Linked DNA regions of Homo sapiens: region 2 is linked to region 1. A link is a contact called in ENCODE Hi-C or POLR2A ChIA-PET data. All regions are on one chromosome and are shown on one strand. Each heading gives the region's core, a stretch centred on a gene start or an enhancer-like site at or near the end of the contact. The rest is flanking DNA. Distances are from core to core; before and after follow the strand shown. Region 1 has its middle 39 kb from the start of LINC01987. Region 2 holds the start of TNRC6C (trinucleotide repeat containing adaptor 6C).

Region 1 (6,170 bases), core at 1,554-4,053:
CACCACCGAGGAAAACACACATGAACACCCCCAGGCTCCCCCGTCAGTGGGGGAGTGAAATTCCCAGTCATGCTGGCATCCAGCAGGGCAGTCTGTGTTGCTGGGACTGCTTGGTTGCATTCACTCCAGCTCACATTCGGGTGACTTTGAGCTCAAGGGACCTGCAGAAATAATTGTGTGTGTCTTAAGTTGGGTCCCTGTTGGGCATCGGGTGGCGGAAGGGCAAGCACCTTGAAGAAGGGGAGGTGGGTGCACGTGTACACAAATGCACACAACAGAACAGGGACCAGAGGGGCAGAACCACATCCTGCACTCAGGATCTCCCAGGCTGATACCGAAAATATGAATCCACCCAACAGCAGGACCTTTACAAAAAAAAAAAAAAAAAAAAAAAAAAAAAAAAAACTAGGGCAGGTGACTCATGCCCTGGGGCCCAAACAACACATCCATGACACACTGCTAAGCTTGGCCTCGCTTCCCTCCTCTCCAGAGGGCTAAATCACGAGGCTCTCTGCAAAGAAAACCCTGGGCCTTGGGAGAAAGACGGCACCTTCCTCAACTCCAGGTGACCCTTGAACAACATGGGTTTGAACTGCATGGTCCACTTATGCACAGATTTCCTTCCATCTCTGCCACCTGCGAGACAGCAAGACCTACCCCTCCTCATCCTCCTCTTCAGCCTCCTCAATGTAAAGACAAGAAGGGTGAAGACCTTTATGATGATCCGCTTCCACCTAATGAGTAAATATGTTTTCTGTCCCTTATCATCTTCTTTATAACATTTTCTTTTCTCCAGCTTACTTTATCATAAGAATGCAGTAACATATAACTTACAAAATAAAATACACATAATGACATACAAAATATGTGTTCATTGACTGTTCTCAGTAAGGCTTCTGGTCAACAGCAGGCTATTCGTAGTTAAGTTTTAGGAGAGTCAAAAGTTACACATGGGTTTTTGAGTTACACAACACTGAGGGCAGTGGTGTGGGAGGCCCACGCCTTCAACACGTGGGCCTGATGTCCCTGTCCCTGCCTCAGCTCCCACTGGACACGTCTGCCGATTCTTTGACAATTGCTAAGTGTTGGGCCCTTGCCGGCCACTGTGACGGGGGTAGGGACGGGGGTAGGGACAACGAGATGGAGCCGATGCTTAGGGCACCGCCTTTCAGGAGCCTAGGGGCCCCGGGGAGAGCCCTGCACACCTTCTGTCCCCTGCAGCCAGCACACCTGGCATCACGCTCACCTTCCCCACTTAACCAGCCCCCTCCTCAGACTCCCGGGCAGTCACTGCTACCACCTGCTTCCTCACCCCGCAGGTTCAGACCCTGGAGTTGTCACTGACGCTTCCCTTGCCCTCCCCAGTGCCCAGGTCTGGGCAGCCCCAGCCCTGGTTCCCACGCTCTTCACCCCTCTCCATGCATCCGTCTTTTCCATGCCTCCTGCTGCCACCCTGGTCACACTCTCCTCTCTCTGACCTGGACTTCCAGCTGCCCTCCCTGCCATCTCTGCTCCCCCAGGCCACCCTCTGCATGGGGCAAGCCCAGTGAGGGACAATGAGCGTAAACATACGTGCCCTGGTGTTGATGATGCATAGAATTAGGAAGGGCGATGAAGATTCCTCTTCCAAGCGTGTCCCTTGAACAAGGAATTGCACCTCACCCTGGTCATGAATGTGTAGCAAGGCAATGGGTGCCAAGTCCCCTGGGATTCAGCTGCAACCCAGGCCAGCTGTGTGCCCTTGGGCAAGTCACGCCTCTCTCTGAGTCTCAGTTCCCCCTAGGACATTAAGGGGGATGAGTGTGGGGGCTTTCAGTAGCTTTGTTCAGTTTGCATCCTCTACATCTATGCCTTAGTTGTCTGCATTTTCCTGGCTCCAACCTGCTTCTAAGCGGGTATCTGGGAACAGAAAGAAAGAGGAGAGGAAGGAGGGGTCCTCACTCCTGATAAGCTGCAGTGGCAGCATCAGCCTTCAGGGCAAGGGGGCATCTGGCGGGGCAGTGGTCTCAGGAAGACATGAGGGGAAGCCCCCCCATCCGCCTGCATCCCATGGCTCCCCCGAGCTCTTGGCTCCTGGGCAGAGGGGTTTCCTGGCTGCTTTCTTGTGCCTTCCACCTTTGAGGATGAATTCTTTCTCCACCTTTAAGCACATTGACAAGATTAATGCCATAATCGGGAGGGGCTGCCATGGAGGCTCAGGGGTCTCTGAGCAATAACTCCTAATTCAGAAATTTATCTAGGGCAGCAAAGACAAGGGCACTCCCCACCAGGACCGGCCCTGCCGGGAAGGAGAGGAGCAGGTCTGCAGGCTCACCGCCCGCCGAAACATCCGCTTTGCACATGCCTAATTATAACTTGGGTTGCTACAAACGGAAATGGACTAAACCCATTAAATCTATTTTTTCTCCCGTGGTGGGAGGGAGTATGGATTTCTTAAAGATAGAGAATTTAAATTAAGCTTTAAAACTGTGACTGAGCGAGATTTAATACTGACAATTAGCCTGGACAAACAGTTAATCGTCCTGGCGGGGTAATTTATATACGTTCCATGTGCCCACGAGGCAGACAGCACACTGCACTGCAAATTAGTGCAAGGAAAGAGGCTTCGCTCCTCCTCGAGCTGCAGCCTGGGGGGGCGGGGGCTGTTTAGAGCTTCCCATCCCAGTGGCCTGACGTGGCAGGAGCAGGGTGGGCTGTCCCATTTTACGGGGTCTGCCTGGCAGACAGCCACCCAGATGTCTCAGACCCTGGTCCCTGGAATGGGAGTGGTCAGTGCAGCTGTTTCAGGGCTTGGAAAGGGAAAATCTTGCCTCTTCCTTCCAGGGAGGACATGGCGTAGTAGGCGGAGCTCAGAATTCTTGGAGGGTTTATTTTCTTTTATTTTTAAGTTTATTTTTATTTTTTATTTTTTCTCACTCTGTCTCCCAGGCTGGAGGGCAGTGGCATGATCTCAGCTCACTGCAGCCTCTGCCTCCTAGGTTCCAGCGATTCTCGTGCCTCATCCTCCCGAGTAGCTGAAACTACAGGTGCATGCCACCACACCCAGCTAATTTTTTGTGTTTTTAGTAGAGATGAGGTTTCGCTATGTTGTCCAGGCTGATCTTGAACTCCTGACCTCAAATGATCCGCCTGCCTCTGCCTCCCAAAGTGTTGGGATTACAGGCGTGAGCCACCATGCCTGGCCTTATTTATATTTTTAATTTTTCTGGGTACGTGGTTGGTGTGCATATTTGTGGGGTACATGAGATGTTTGATACAGGCATGCAATAGGAAATACACACGCCATGGAGAGTGGGGTATCCATCCCCTCAAGCATTTATCTTTTGAGTGACAAACAATCCAATGACACTCTTTAAGTTATTTTAAAATGTACAATTAAGTTATTGTTGGCTATAGTCACCCTATTGTGCTATCAAATAGTAGGTCTTATTCAATTTTTCTTTTTTCTTTTTTGGCACCCATTCTGGCTGCTCTGGCCCTGGAGACCTGAGTGGGCTGAGCACTCACTTCTCCACTCTGAATGTCAGTCTCCTTGTCTGTAAAATGGGCTGAATGAGCTTGGTGCTCACTTCTCCACTCTGAATGTCAGTCTCCTTGTCTGTAAAATGGGCTGAATGAGCTTGGTGCTCACTTCTCCACTCTGAATGTCAGTCTCCTTGTCTGTAAAATGGGCTGAATGAGCTTGGTGCTCACTTCTCCACTCTGAATGTCAGTCTCCTTGTCTGTAAAATGGGCTGAATGAGCTTGGTGCTCACTTCTCCACTCTGAATCTCAGTCTCCTTTTCTGCAAAATGGGAAGCACTTGCTCATCAGAGTTCTTGGGATGGGTTGGACGCCAGGTGGAAGCGTCTATCTCAGAGCCTCAATGGATCCTGTTTGCTCATCACCTGGTTCCTCCTAAATGGAGAGCTCCCTTATGCTCTCAGAAGCCCCATGTGCCTGGTCCTCAGAGAGTGCCCATGAATGGGGGCTAAACAACTGACTTTCAGTGTTTATAATAGCTGCTGTATGCTTCCCAGACAACAGCCTTCTCTACCTGGAATAGATGCGTCCATTCGTGGCAATGTGGCATTGATTTTTTTTTTTTAAATACCACATTAGCAAGACTTCTAAAGAAAAGATCCCTGGCTTCCTCACATGGAACGGGGTCCAAGCCACAGCCATTTTTACCTCACGCCTCTCAAGGCTACACGATTCCCCTCCTAAGAACTTCAAATGCCTTTTTGTCCATATCACTCAGATTTGCAGATTTACTCTCCACATCCAACAGTTTTCCAGCTGCAATGATTTCTGTGGGTGGATGGGTGGGTGGGAGGGTGGAAAGGTGAGGGGAATTGATCTATACCCTTCCAGGGCTGCATTGATAGCAAAAGCCCCTAAAGAGTTGATTGGAGAGAGTGAGCAGGTGGATACCTGCCCTGTTCCTGTCTCCTTTGACTTTATTCCAGGAACTCTAGGGAGCAGAGAGCAGAGGGGAAGGCTGGGGGAGGTGGGTAGGGAGGCTGTTATTTCCTTAGCATGGGGCTGCTGGAGGATCGGCAGGGGGTGTGCTGGGCAGGAGATCATTCTGCAATGACGATGGGGGTGTCTCCTCTCACCGGCCCACCTGCATCCCCTGGGGGCTCCCTGTTACAACCTATGAGCCTGAGGGATATGACAGCAATAAAACCAACCCCTCCCACCCCCAGCCCCCTGAAGACTTCCGTTCCAGCAGAGAAGTCAGACAACAAAGCATCAGTCACATTTTAAGAAACAGTGATGGCAACTATTCGAAATAGCCAAAAGGTTGAAGGAACCCAACTGATGAATGGATAAACCCAATGTGACGAATCCACACGATGGCCACACGCGACGACACCAGTGGACCTTGAAAACACGCTCAGTGAAGGAAGCCCAGGTATAAAGGCCACATGTGGCCTGATCCCATTTATGTGAAATATCCACAGTCCTTGATTTTGATGGTGGAGCCGGAGGGGGACGTGGAACAAGGTCAGGGCGGGACCACGCCCATGGAACGCCAGGCATCTCTGCTTCGTCATGGGAGGAGAAAGCAAAACCAATCTTTCCTTCAAGGCTCCACTCCCCCGACCACCTCTCCAGCACGCCGCAAACACCTGAGAGGTCACAGTCACCTGGGCCACTTCTTCCATTCCCGTGGGACTGCTGGCTCCTGGCAGGGAGGGGTTGGTCTTGTCTACCTCTGAGTTATCCCTGCTGCCTTCATATATGAAGCGGCCAATAAATATCTCTAGGTGGGGTGAAAAATCCCTAGGGAAGCTGTGCCTATAATCCCAACACTTTGGGAGGCCCAGGCGGGTGGATCACTTGAGGCCAGGAGTATGAGACCAGACTGGTCAACATGGGGAAACCCCGTCTCTACTAAAAATAAACAAATTAGCAGGCATGGTGGCGCATACCTGTAATCTCAGCTACTAGGGAGGCTGAGGCAGGAGAATCGCTTGAACCAGGAAGGCAGAGGTTGCAGTGAGCTGAGATTGTGCCATTGCACAATCTCTAGTCTGGGCAACAGAGCGAGACTCCATCTCAAAACAAACAAAATAAACTGAAACTGAGAGAGGTTAAGGCCCTGGCCCCAGGTCAAACCAGAAGACAGACTTGGAGTGGTGGTTTCTCTTTTTCCACACTCCGGGAAGGTGTCTCAGATCTCCAAGTGAAGGATGCTGGTGGGTAGAACAGAGGAGACCTGGAGAGTGACTGGTCCCTTGAAAGATCGCTGCAAACTCTTTGTGGGCAATGTACGGAGAAGGCCACAGACACAGCACAGAGACAGACCCTGTTCCGAGAGCCTGCAGAGCCCTTTCCAATCTGCAGGGCATCCCCACACCCCAAGCATGTTCCACTCCTGCCCCTACTCTCAGTCTGTTCTTTTCATCTGGGCCTTCTAAGGAGTGGGTACCCAGTGGCTTTGTTGTTGTTAAATTGCGGAACAAACGTTATAATGGGTAAGCGTACAGAGAAAGAAGAACGCTAAGCACTGTGCTAGGCATTTGACATGCATTGCCCCACTTGATCCTCCCAAGAGCCATTGTCATCTCTATTATGCCATCAACGTAAATAACACACAGAGAGCAGCTCCCTAGAAGAAAAAGATACTCATTCATGAATAGGGCATCGCAATGGGAAGACGCGTGCTGTAGTAAACAATGTAC
Region 2 (6,170 bases), core at 1,025-3,524, 270 kb before region 1:
AATCTGTATGAAAAACAGCTTCCAAGAATGTCTATTCTTATGAAAATAAATATTAAAAACTTTCTGTAGAAAAAAAACTTTCAGTATAGGTAAAGTTACAACTGTTCACATCATTACTTTGTTCTATTAATACACACAAAATTAATTCCGACAACTGAACTAGTCATTTTAAAAACCCTGTTTTGCATTATTTCCCCCAACAAAGCATCCTAGGGGTGCTACAGTGAAACATGCTCAAAGACCATTGCCACCTCTGCTGTTCTGGAACAATGTAAATTTCTTCAAGGTGCCCTCTACTAACCAAGTTCATCTGGCCTGGGGCTAAGTTTTATCATTTATTCTTTCATACAGTACTGAAGGAAATCCGGAATCTATGAATATCATTGCCAACACCCCCTACACATTTCAAACCAGCTACCACTGTCCTCTGAAATCACTCAAGCCAGGTTTCCAGGGTCTCAACTCATTCGCATAGTTATTCAATTCCAACTGCAGGAAATCACTTGCATAAAGTAGGCCTTATGCAGGCTCAAATTACATTCAGGGACGTACGAGGCTCTCACAGCGATCACCATAAATTGGCTACCTTGTACTGGCCGAAGTACGTCAACGTGAACACCAGACACTCGAGAAAAACCGAACCTCGGCTACACAATGGATTAACCCAGTCAGAAGGCTCCAACTTGCAACTCCTTAAAGACGCTGAAGTTGGACATCTACAGAGCACCATTTTGAGTTTAGAATCCGCAGTTCACGCCTAGAAATAACCGAGCGGACCACTCAAATGGAGGTTTCATTTGGCGGAGGCAAAGGTTTGAGACAACTCCACTAATTACGTGCAGAATCACCAATACCGTCAAATGCCTTCGAATGCAATAGGTGCAGCCACGATCTAGCGGCTCCTCCTCCCCTACCTCCCGGCACAACATCCAAGCAGCAAGCCTTCATTTTTGCTAAGATCCCCAAAGCTCCGTGTAACATGCTTGCCAGTTATTTCTTCCCCAGGTTAACAGGCAGGGAACCCCCACATCCACATCTGCACATTTTCATAGCTACGAATCAATTAATTAAATCTCGTCCTCAAGGTAAAGGTGCAAAGGAGGCACCGCTTAAAGCAGAGGCGGCAACCAGGCGCTCGGGTTACGTTATCTGATAACAGGACAGATGTTGTACGGCTCGTTTTCCTCATACGCATTACTCCGCAGTCCGCAGCACCGTTAGAAAATCCACCTGATTTCAGAGCCGCAGAGCGCCCAGGGGTCCTTCTCCGCCCACCCGCAGCACGCCCCGGGTTTTTCTCTTCCCCCAAACAACGGCACCGGGCTCCTGCACCAAAACACGGCGGGTTCGCGCCTGCCATCACCAGTGCAAAATCTGCGGGGGGCTGCCCGGAAAGGACCGAATTTCACCGCTGCATGAGTTTTAAAAGGGAGGGGGCACATCCATCTTCAGCCCTCCATTCCACTCCCGTTTGATTGTGATGCACACCGGGCGTCTGCACAGCCCCGTCTCACACTAGCACACACGCGCCCCGGCCCCGGCCGCTTCCCGCCGCTCCCCTCAAACCCGGCCGGCCCGGGGCCTGGCGCCGCACGCGGGTCGCTAGGGGCCAGCGCCCGCCCCGGCTCGGCTCGGCCGAACAAAGGGCCCGCGAACCTCCCGGCAAAGTTGCGGCTGCGGCGAGGAGCGGGCGGACTGCCGCGCTCACCTGGGCTCCGTCCCCGGCGGCGGCGGCGGCTCCGCGGGGCTCCGGTGGCGCGGGCCTGGCGGCGGCGGCGGCACGAACAACCGCCCGAGGGCCTCGGGAGTGCGCGGGCGGCGGGGGCCCGCTCAGCGCCGGCGCCACGGACTCAGGTCCCGGCGCGGGCGGCGGCGGCGGCTGCGGCGGCGGCGCGGGCGAGTGGGCGGCGGCGCGTCCCGGCAGGTCCAGGTCCGGCCCCGGCAACGCCGCGACGCGTCCTCCTCCTCACGCCCGGCGGGATGCGGCTCCGGCGGGGTCCGGGTCCTAGGCGGCGGCGGCGGCGGCGGTGGCAGCTGCGGACGGCTGGGCGCGGGGCCGCTCCGCTCCCTCCGCCTCCGGCTCGGGCGGGCCCGCGGCTACTGCGACGGTGACGGCGGCGGGAGCGCGGCGGGCGCTGGGACTGCCCTGTCAGGGGGCGGCCCGGGCGGCGCTCAAGACTGCGCGGCGGCGGGGCCGGCGGCGGCGGCTACGGCTCCCGGGGCCGTCGCGCTGAGGTGCGGAGCTGCCACCGCGGCCATCTTGTTGCTCTAACTGACAAGAACCCCCCTCCCCCCGCTTCAGCCAGACGGGGCGCTCGCGCCCCCTTCCCCGCCCCGCGTTGGCCTCCAACAGGAAGTCGTCCCGGCCCCTAGCACGTGACTCCCACCGTATCTGCATACCGGAGGGCGAACTGGCCAATCGGCACTCTGCACCTGAGCTCCTCCCCCGCGCGCCCCTCCCGGCCCATTGGCTCCTCGGCCAGGCCACGCCTCCTCCTTTCCCCTTAATACCCGCCCGCGCTGTGGTTCCCTGCACCGCGCGGGGAGCGCGCCGGGGTGCGAGCGGTGCGCGCTCCGAGTGGCCGGGACGCGCGCCAGTCCTGGGAGCTTGCACTGCTCGGGGGGGTTACGTGGAGACTTGCGTGGTGTCCTTTACCGCCGCCGCCTGCCCTCCGGTCCCTGGGCGCTGTGGCTCCGCGTTAGGGTGCTGGCGGGAGGGGTGCCGATCCGGTTCTGCGCGTCCGGTGGGTTCTCCGGGCCAGCGCCCCGCGGCGCCCGGGCTTTATGCTGTAATTGCGCCCGGCGGCGCCCGGCGCCCGCACCGGCGCGCGTCTCGCCCGTGCCGTGCACACGCCCTGCACCGCCCCACTTTGCACACGCACACGCACACGAGTCCTTGGGGCCCTGGAGCATCGTGCTCGCCTCGCGCCTCCCGGCCCGCCCTTGCGCTCAGTCGCTCCCCAGGGAGCGCCCAGCTGCGAGCAAAACAAGCCTCGCTGCGAAACAGTCCCCCGGGGAGACAGCCCTTTCCCCGGAGCACAGACACCACACCTTCACCGCGCAAGCCTTCGGTCCGGGCCGAACCCGGGCGCTCCGGCGCCTACGCACCCCACGATTCCTCCCCGGTGCTCCGTACGCCGCCGTGATCCTCCATTCCACGGCTCCTCGATATCCATTATTCATTAGTGGTAGGTAAGGTCAGGCGCAATGTGCAATTCGAAAAGTCCCTTTTTAACTTTCGGTTCAAGCCAGGAGAAGATTTTGAAACCAAGAATTTTCTCCATTTTCATGCAAGGTCGCAGAAGCAGGCTAGCTTTTCCCCCATCGTTCAGTGGAGGATCAGCAGTGCTACTTGGAAGTTGGTATTGGAAGAGGCCATTCCCTGTCTACGTGTCCCTGTCTTGAAGAGGAGATAATAACACACTAGTACTTTCGCAATGCAATTTTGTTACCGCAAGTGTCATGCTTTGAAACGACTGTGGATGAAAGAGACAAATTCCCCGCTCTCGTTTCCCTTCAGGGTCCCATGAGCTCCTTTCTTCTTACTGCCATATTTTAAGCCCTCCGGTAGTCAGATTCACAACCAGCCTCTAAAGGGTCGTCAAATGTCTGTTGTATCGTGTTGTGTATTTCCCCTCCCGAGAACCCACATCCCTTAGAAGGATCTGAAGGCAGAGGGAGCTGACATGGAGGCTTCTGCCTTGTCTATTCATTTTATTTACGTTCATTTAATTCTCGACTGCAGAGAACCTACATCTTTTGTATTTCTCAAAGGTAGAGGTATTATCACATGCTCCAGAAGGGAGTGCAAAATAACATCTTCAAAATAGGCAGCGCCCACGAAGTAGACTGCTGCTACATAAATGAGGAATCCAGGTATCTGGGTGGACCAGAGTGGACCAATCATTGTGATAAGCAGAGCTTCACTTTTTGGAAAATTGAACCAAAATACATTATTTAGCATTGTCTTTGGTTCCCTTTCTTATCCCCCTCCCTCAGTTTAATCAGGCAAAAATCGTCCTCTTCTCCAATGATATTAGACTCTGAGCACCGAGAAAAGGCAGAACTATAGAGACTATATGTTCTGAACCCCAAACTGGACTCATAGTTTGGCATGTGGACCTGTGACAGTAGAGATAATGTTTGAAACTAAAGTTGACCCAGAAACATTGAGGCATATGGTGGCCATGAATGTTAAGACTGCAGAGCAGTGTCACTTATTAGTGGTTGTTTGAACTGATAAAGTATGAGTAGGAACCCCAGGCACAACTGTAAAAATGGGTACGTTCATGTTTCGGGTTGGTCATCCTGTTATCAGCCCTGCCACCACCACCTTATAACTAAGGTATAAGTTGATCATCTATAGGGCTGGGCATGGTGGCTCACGCCTGTAATCCCAGCACTTTGGGAGGCCAAGGCAGACGGATCAGGAGGTCAGGAGATGGAGACCATGCTGGCTAACATGGTGACATCTCTACTAAAAATACAAAAAATTAGCCAGGCATGGTGGCGGGCGCCTGTAGTCTCAGCTACCTGGGAGGTTGAGGCAGGAGAATCCCTTGAACCTGGGAGGCAGAGGTTGCAGTGAGCAGAGAAGGCGCCAATGCACTCCAGTCTGGATGACAGAGCTAGATTCTGTCTCAAAAAAAAAAAGGGTAAAACCAACAAAATTACGTTTAAGAGGACTAAATGTTAAATGTGTCTCTTAAATTAAAATGTCAACTAGTTGAGGACAAATGAAGAAGACTTAGCTGGATACAAGGTAATGTAAAAAATTCTAGTTATAGATGACCACACGTTCAACAAGGCTAAATGTGTGAACTGCTTGAAGACGACAACAACACTACGTTAAAATAGTGTCCAGTTTAAGAGATTGCACTCTGAGCTGGTCAGATCCCAAATGGAGTGTTTTGGCCAGTTCTGAGCACCAGGGTGCAAGAAAGAAATCGACAAAGTTAGAGACTGACTCAGAATACAGCCAGTTGTTGATGGAAATCCTCCAGTCTGACCAACAGCTGAAGAAGCAGAAGAGATTGGTGCAGGGAAGAAGAGACAAGCAGGCCAGGATGGCTCTTTTCAGATATTTTTGAAACTCCTGTATGCAAATAGGTACAGATATATTCTTTGAAATCCTGAGAAGCCAACCTGAGATCAGTGGGTGGTAGATATTAGGCAAATTAGTTCAAATATACACTGCACCCTACAAAATGGAGTTTCTATCAAATGGAGTTATTAATAGAAACTCCATTTCGTAGGGTGCAGTATATACTGCTCAGGTGATGTGTGCACCAAAATCTCACAAATCACCGCTAAAGAACTTACTCATGTAACCAAATACCACCTGTACTCCAACAAGCTATGGGAAGAAAAAGAAACTCCATTTAGAAAGGTAGCAAGATCCACATCTGTGCAGGGGTTTAAGTGGAAAGACAGGATGATCACGTCCCTATCTCCATGACTATTGCAAAACAGATTACTGTGTTGACTAGCTCAGGGTTTCCCAAAGTGTGTTCCCCCAGACCAGCGGCATTGGCTTTACCTAGGAGCTTGTTAGAAGGGCAACTTCTCAGACCCCATTGCCAGACCCAGTGAATCGAAACCTCTGGGGATGGGGCCCAGGTATCTCCATCTTAGCCAGCCCTCCAGATGATTCTGAGGCGATGAAAATTGGAGGAGAGTAATAAAGACACCTTTTTGAGGGCTGTATTTGCGTATAATACCCCTCTCCATGCCCAGTCACTTCCTACCACACACTGGTGCCTGAATTACTCCATCCTCCTATTTCTGTTGATTTTACACGTATAATTTGCATCCTAATGATGGACTCTTAAAGGGAAAACCTTCAGGACTCCAACAAATGATTGCTTTTCAATGAAAATGTAAGAAAGCCGGGCTCAGCTCTCCCTGCTTGTCACCGATAGATAGCAACTGAACTGACTTAGAAAAATGTGATAAATTTACAGAGGCCTTTCAGACAAGCAGCAAGGCACAGGGCGTCGGTTCTCAAACTTTCTGTTGATGAGAATCGCCAGGGTAGCTTGTTTGAATTACAAATTCACCTTAGGTCCAGATGAGGCCCATGTATCTGCATGTCTAATCAGCTCCCCAAGTGATTCTGATGCCTTTGTCCTCCCACTATGCTGATAATAATATTGGAATAGAGACTAGAA

The links. A loop is a pair of places that touch in the nucleus more often than their neighbours do. ChIA-PET counts read pairs that join two places held with the same protein, here RNA polymerase II (POLR2A). Pooled maps may share reads with other maps.
Region 2: a pooled map shows a loop between it and region 1 (2.2-fold over the local background). The contact joins the promoter of TNRC6C here to the enhancer-like site in region 1. A Hi-C loop is called at or near these places in 1 of 50 pooled maps. POLR2A ChIA-PET finds 5 or more read pairs at or near these places in 10 of 52 experiments (AG04450, CD4-positive, alpha-beta T cell, CD4-positive, alpha-beta memory T cell and 7 more).

The regions. Positions count from the first base shown.
Region 1 is chr17:77,686,949-77,693,118 of GRCh38, reverse strand. No RefSeq gene overlaps it. Among named protein-coding and RNA genes, the nearest start is that of LINC01987, 39 kb to the left of the region's middle. RefSeq lists enhancers at 793-1,671, 1,672-2,551. Within about 2 kb of position 2,803, at least 4 of the 41 ENCODE cell types and tissues checked have a DNase peak (open chromatin) inside an H3K27ac peak, as active enhancers do.
Region 2 is chr17:77,954,807-77,960,976 of GRCh38, reverse strand. TNRC6C (trinucleotide repeat containing adaptor 6C) reads right to left here and starts at 2,274. Exons shown (of 23, transcript NM_001142640.2): 1 at 1,709-2,274. RefSeq lists enhancers at 1,339-1,897, 1,898-2,457 and silencers at 2,130-2,589, 2,610-2,659.